Linked DNA regions of Homo sapiens: region 1 is linked to region 2. A link is a loop called in an ENCODE intact Hi-C map of the cell type or tissue named here. Cell type or tissue: PC-9. All regions are shown on one strand. Region 1 has its middle 250 kb from the start of CBLB. Region 2 has its middle 470 kb from the start of CBLB.

Evidence for each region. Hi-C counts contacts between places; a loop is a spot of excess contacts. Peaks named below come from ENCODE experiments on the same cell type or tissue, not always from the same donor. Only the 100,000 strongest peaks of a DNase experiment are listed, where the experiment ranks them.
Region 1: a loop joins it to region 2, with 3 times the contacts of the local background. A loop is called at or near these places in 1 of 110 quality-filtered maps.

What each region holds. Positions count from the first base shown.
Region 1 is chr3:106,116,342-106,118,841 of GRCh38, forward strand. No RefSeq gene overlaps it. Among named protein-coding and RNA genes, the nearest start is that of CBLB, 250 kb to the left of the region's middle. In PC-9, no CTCF peak of the experiment used is centred here; a DNase peak (open chromatin) is centred at 1,340; H3K27ac peaks cover 1,883 bases.
Region 2 is chr3:106,333,016-106,335,515 of GRCh38, forward strand. No RefSeq gene overlaps it. Among named protein-coding and RNA genes, the nearest start is that of CBLB, 470 kb to the left of the region's middle. In PC-9, no CTCF peak of the experiment used is centred here; a DNase peak (open chromatin) is centred at 1,156; H3K4me3 peaks cover 609 bases; H3K27ac peaks cover 2,040 bases.

The DNA.
Region 1 (2,500 bases), 220 kb before region 2:
TCTGCTGGCCACAAGTTCCTCAGTTTTCCTTCATCCTAGAGGTTTCCTCTTTATTCCTAAAGGATATTTTCACGGGATAAAGAATTCTGGGATGACTTTTTTTTTCTTTCAACACTTGAAAAATATTGTGACACTTCCCTCTGACCTCCAAGGTTTCTGATGAGAAACCTGATATTCAAATTAGTTTTCCCTTTCCCTTTTAGATATGGTGATGGTTTTTCTGTACGCTTTTACAGATTTTTTGTTCGTTTGTTTGTTTCTTTGTTTTTGAGACAGAGTCTCGCCCTATCGTCCAGGCTGGAGTGCAGTGGCACGATCTCTTCTCACTGCAACCTCCACCTCCCAGCTTCAAGTGATTCTCCTGCTTCAGCCTCACAAGTAGCTGGGATTACAGGCATGCACCACCAGACCCAGTTAATTTGTGTATTTTTAGTAGAGATGGGGTTTCACCATGTTAGCCAGTCTGGTATCAAGCTCCTGACCTCAAGTGATCAGCCCGTGTTGGCTTTCCAAAGTGCTGGTGAAATGGGAAAATTTCCCTTATTCCCCTCACAGGGCATGCAATGGGAGTGTGGCTCACTTCTTTGGTGCCCCACTGCTCAAACACCTAGGGGGAACATGCAGATGGGCAGGTTTGTGTGGCTCCAACCCCACACCAGCATCTATTGTTGAGTGTTTACAGTTCCTGAAGCCCTAGTGTGTGTGTGTTACAGTGTGCTCTTTTAGCTTAGCCATCTGCAGGTGGCTTGTGTTAATCAGCTCAATGAGACCCTCTGCCTTGTCACAAGGACAGAGGGCTTTCTGTATCCTGGGTTCCTGCCTTGGTGTACTAGAAAAATCAGATTACACATGGGCTTGGAGAATGAGTGTAAGGTTTTATTGAGTGGAGGTAGCTGTCAGCAGATGGATGGGGAGCCAGAAGGGGAGGCAGTGGGAAAGTGGTCTTCCCCTGGAGTCTGGCTGCCCCTAACCGGCTTCCTCGTTGTCCCACGGTAGATGGCCTGCTGGCATCTGTTGGTGTCTGACTGTATGCTCTACCACTCCTCTACTCCTCTCAACGTTCACCGCCTATGTGCTCTTTTGCTGGTGTGTTCCTCTTGATGTCCAGACAATTGTGTGCATGCCCGCTAGGGTCTCAGGATTTTTATAGGCACAGAATGGGAGGCGTGGCAGGCCAGAGTGGTCTTGGAAAATGCAATTTTGGGTGTGGAAACAGGAGTGCCTATCCTCACCTAGATTCTTGGGTATAGGCTGGAGGGTGGAGCCCTCACCAGGGACCACACCCTTTTCTACTCAGCACTTCCCTGCCCCCATCCTGTATGACTGGGATTACAGGCATGAGCCCAGTCCTGTTTTTCGTGTTTTATTTTAGTTTTCAGAAGCTTGGTAATGATGTGTCTTGGCATAGATATCTGTGGGGTTATCATAGTTGGTGTTTGCTTAACGTCTTGAATCTATAGGTGTATGTCTCATCAAATTTGGGAAGTTTTCAATATTTATTATTTTGTTTGTTTTATTTTGATTTTTTGAGGTAGGGTCTACTCCGTATCCCAGACTGTAGTGCAGTGGCATAATCACAGCTCACTGCAACCTCAAACTCCTGAGCTCAAGCAATCCTCTGACCTCAGCCTCTTGAGTAGCTGGGACTACAGATGCATGCCACCATATCCAACTAATTTTTTGTTTCTGTTTTTGTAGAGATGGGGTCTCACTATATTTCTCAGGTTTGTCTCAAACTCCTGGGCTCAAGCAACCTTCTCGCCTTGGCCTCTGGTATTACAGGCATGAGCCACCATGCCAGGTCCATTATTTCTTTAAATATTTTTTCAGCCCCACATTTTCTCCCCTCTCTTTTCAATTTTTCAGATGACACAAATGTTAATTCATGTATTATAATCCTATATGTCATTGAGGCATTTTTTGTTTGGTTGGTTGGTTTGGCTTGTTTTCTTTCGGTCTATTTTCTCGCTATTCTTCTATATTCCAGTTCACTGACTGTTTTTTTCTGCCCCTCTATCCTGCTACTGAGCCTATCCACCAAGTATTTTATTTTTTGTGTTGTATTTTTCAGTTCTAAAATTTCCATTTTGTTCTTCTTTATTTTTTCTTTGTCTTTGTTGAGGCTTTCAATTTCTTTGCTGATAATTTCTAGTTTTCAGTTTATTTCAAACATGTTCATCATTGCTTTTAAAACAAACATGTTGTGACTGCTTCAAAATCTTTGTCAAATAATTCTAACATCTCTGTTATCTTGATGCTAGCATGTTCATTCTGGCTTTTAATATGAGTTATTTTTTATCAAAATGTGCACTTTTAAAATGTTAAGACACAGAATCTCATTTTAACCTTCTGCTGTCACTGGATTTCTCCAATAGCACTCCAGAGTCTGTCTCTTTACTACCGAGTGGAAGTAAAAGTCCAGGTTCCCTACTCAAGTCTCCACTGCCACCTGAGATGGGGAAACCCTCTTTACTACTAGGTGGATATGGGAGTTTCAGCC
Region 2 (2,500 bases):
CAATTGGCAACTGCCAGGCACCAAGTAGTGGAATCTCGGTCAGGAAATCATCAACTCCATGAGTCACCACGCCTCTAGCCACCTGCCTAAGTTGAAATGACTGGGCTTTCTGGGAAAAGAAGGCATACAAGGATCTGGGTATGACTGGGACAGAGACTAAATCTGACCAAGGTAGCTGCCACTCCACCCCCAAACAGGCCCCTCCACCTCAGGATAGTTTCTCCTGGTTTGAAGAATATCTCCAGCTGACTGCAGCAGTTCAAGCTGGCCCACCGCCATTCACAGTCTATCCCAGGCAAACGGGATAGGGCAAGGCAAGAGTGTTCTCTCTTTATAAGTAACTAGGTATATAATGTCTTCTACTTTTCCTTTGGGTCTGCAAAGCTAAATACTTTTACCAAAAAAAAAAAAAAGTTTACTGATCCTTGCTACAGATTATTAAATTTTAATTTATGACTTGTCTTCCTCAAAGGATTATAAACTCCTTGAGGCAGCAAAAAGTATAATTGTCCCACCATGCTCAGTAATTATTAGATGATTAATTGTTTGCTTTCACCAATCTATATTCTTTAGCATCAAAATCTTCTATTTTTCCTCCATTTAATCCCACTATAAGTTGACAACTTTGAAAGCTACTTATATTTCAGAATAAGAGATAATGATGCAGGATTATTACTTATCTGACATGTTTAAAGAAAACATCAAAAAATTAAAATAGAAGTGTCATATCTATTAGCTAGCAATGACAAAAAGAAAAATACAAAAGAGGCCACAGGTCGTATAAAAAATTTTTAAAAGAAAACAGAATTCTAAATTAGGATTTATTTCACTCCAGGATATTAAATATTTCAAGAGTTTTGAAAGAAACTATCTTCTCCCTTCTGAGGTCTCAATCTATTTGTCTCAGCATGTTAGACATTGAGCCCTTGCCTGTCTCACCTGTTCTTCGCCTCCCACAAGGCCTGTGACTCAAGTGTACCACATGTGAAGTGTAGTCATGAGGCAACTGCTCTAAAAGACATTATTTCATTGACAGATGCAGTGTGCCCTAAGGATTATAGAAACTACTGCTCATGTTTTACTAATTCTTCTGGTCACTAAGTAGACCTCCACCTGTATATCAAGAAAATGACTTATGCCATCATCTGATTTGTGCTAGTCAATCCATTCTGCATTCCTGGACTGTAAGATCATTTGTGCTCAAGGTAAATACTAGCTGTTCTCAGGATGTGTTTACTTCGGGAATTTTGGAACTGGTTGAGGAAAGGTCTCAGGTGAAAGGTATTGATAAAAGAAAAGCTTTATTACATTTATCTTTTAAAGAATTTATTAAAGCATTCAGTGACTCATGAATCAAGGCAGCTTCAGACCACAAGTGGTTAGCACTCTGCCAGGAGGGGCAAAAGGGGAAACTTTTCTGAAGGGTTTGCAGAAGCACGACAAACAAAACAACTTTGGTTAGAATGGAAAGTTCCTAGTTAGAAGTTAGTTAGTAATTTCTTTTCTTTCTTTCTTTCCTTTTCTTTGGGGGTTGGGGTTCTTATTTCAGGTGCTGTATTTGAAAATATATTATAACACAAATACATTGTATAACTTCATGTAAAATGGATCTGGTTTTCCAATATGACAGGGTACAAGTCTCAAATCTAATTCTCCACCTCGCTTTCAGTCAATGATAGCCTCTGTTTTCAGAGAAAAGAACACCCTCATTCGCTTGCTCCCTCAGCTTCCTGGCCAACAATTCACTATCTTGCCTGCATTATTTTCCATCCCTTCGAGATTTATTTCTGTCCATGGAAAGTGGTGTTTAGTCCTTTATCTAAAGTTACTCTCTTCCTAAATTGGTTTCCTTACCTTCTGCTCCCCATTTTTTTCCAGCATCTCCATTCTCTCCTTCTTTGCTTGCTTATTCCCACAGTTAGTGATTTCTGATTGGTAGAGTTACCCTAGTTTCCATTTACTGTTTACATTGGGCTTTGATTTGTTCACCAAAGAATTTGAAGTGCCAGAGCCACCCCAGTCTAAAGGTCTCTAAATTCGATTAAAAAAAAAACAGTATGTTTAAATGAAAAAGACTAGAAAACAACATATCTGAGAGGATGATGTATGATGACTTTTCACAATGAAACTCGTCTGTCAGATGGGGTTTGTGGATATCTATTACATGTTATCTCCTAAATATCTGCAGGGAGGACCCTGTGCATAGTCACATGGAAAGGCACATTCTTTAAAAATGTTGATTGTAAATATTCAGATACATCCAATGTGCTGGGAGGAAATAATTATTACTGTTTAAGGTATTACCATTTTCATACAATTTTAAGGACTTTCAGAGTGCTTCAGCTGTTTGGAGCTTGATTCGAGGGAAATTGAGCGTGTGTGTGTGTGTGTGTGTGTGTGTGTGTGTGCGTGTGTATGTGTACGTCTTAAAACTTTCTGTTCCCAAGGTTCTACATAACTGTCCTCCTAGCTCATATGGAAAATGTTTTGTCTTAGTCTG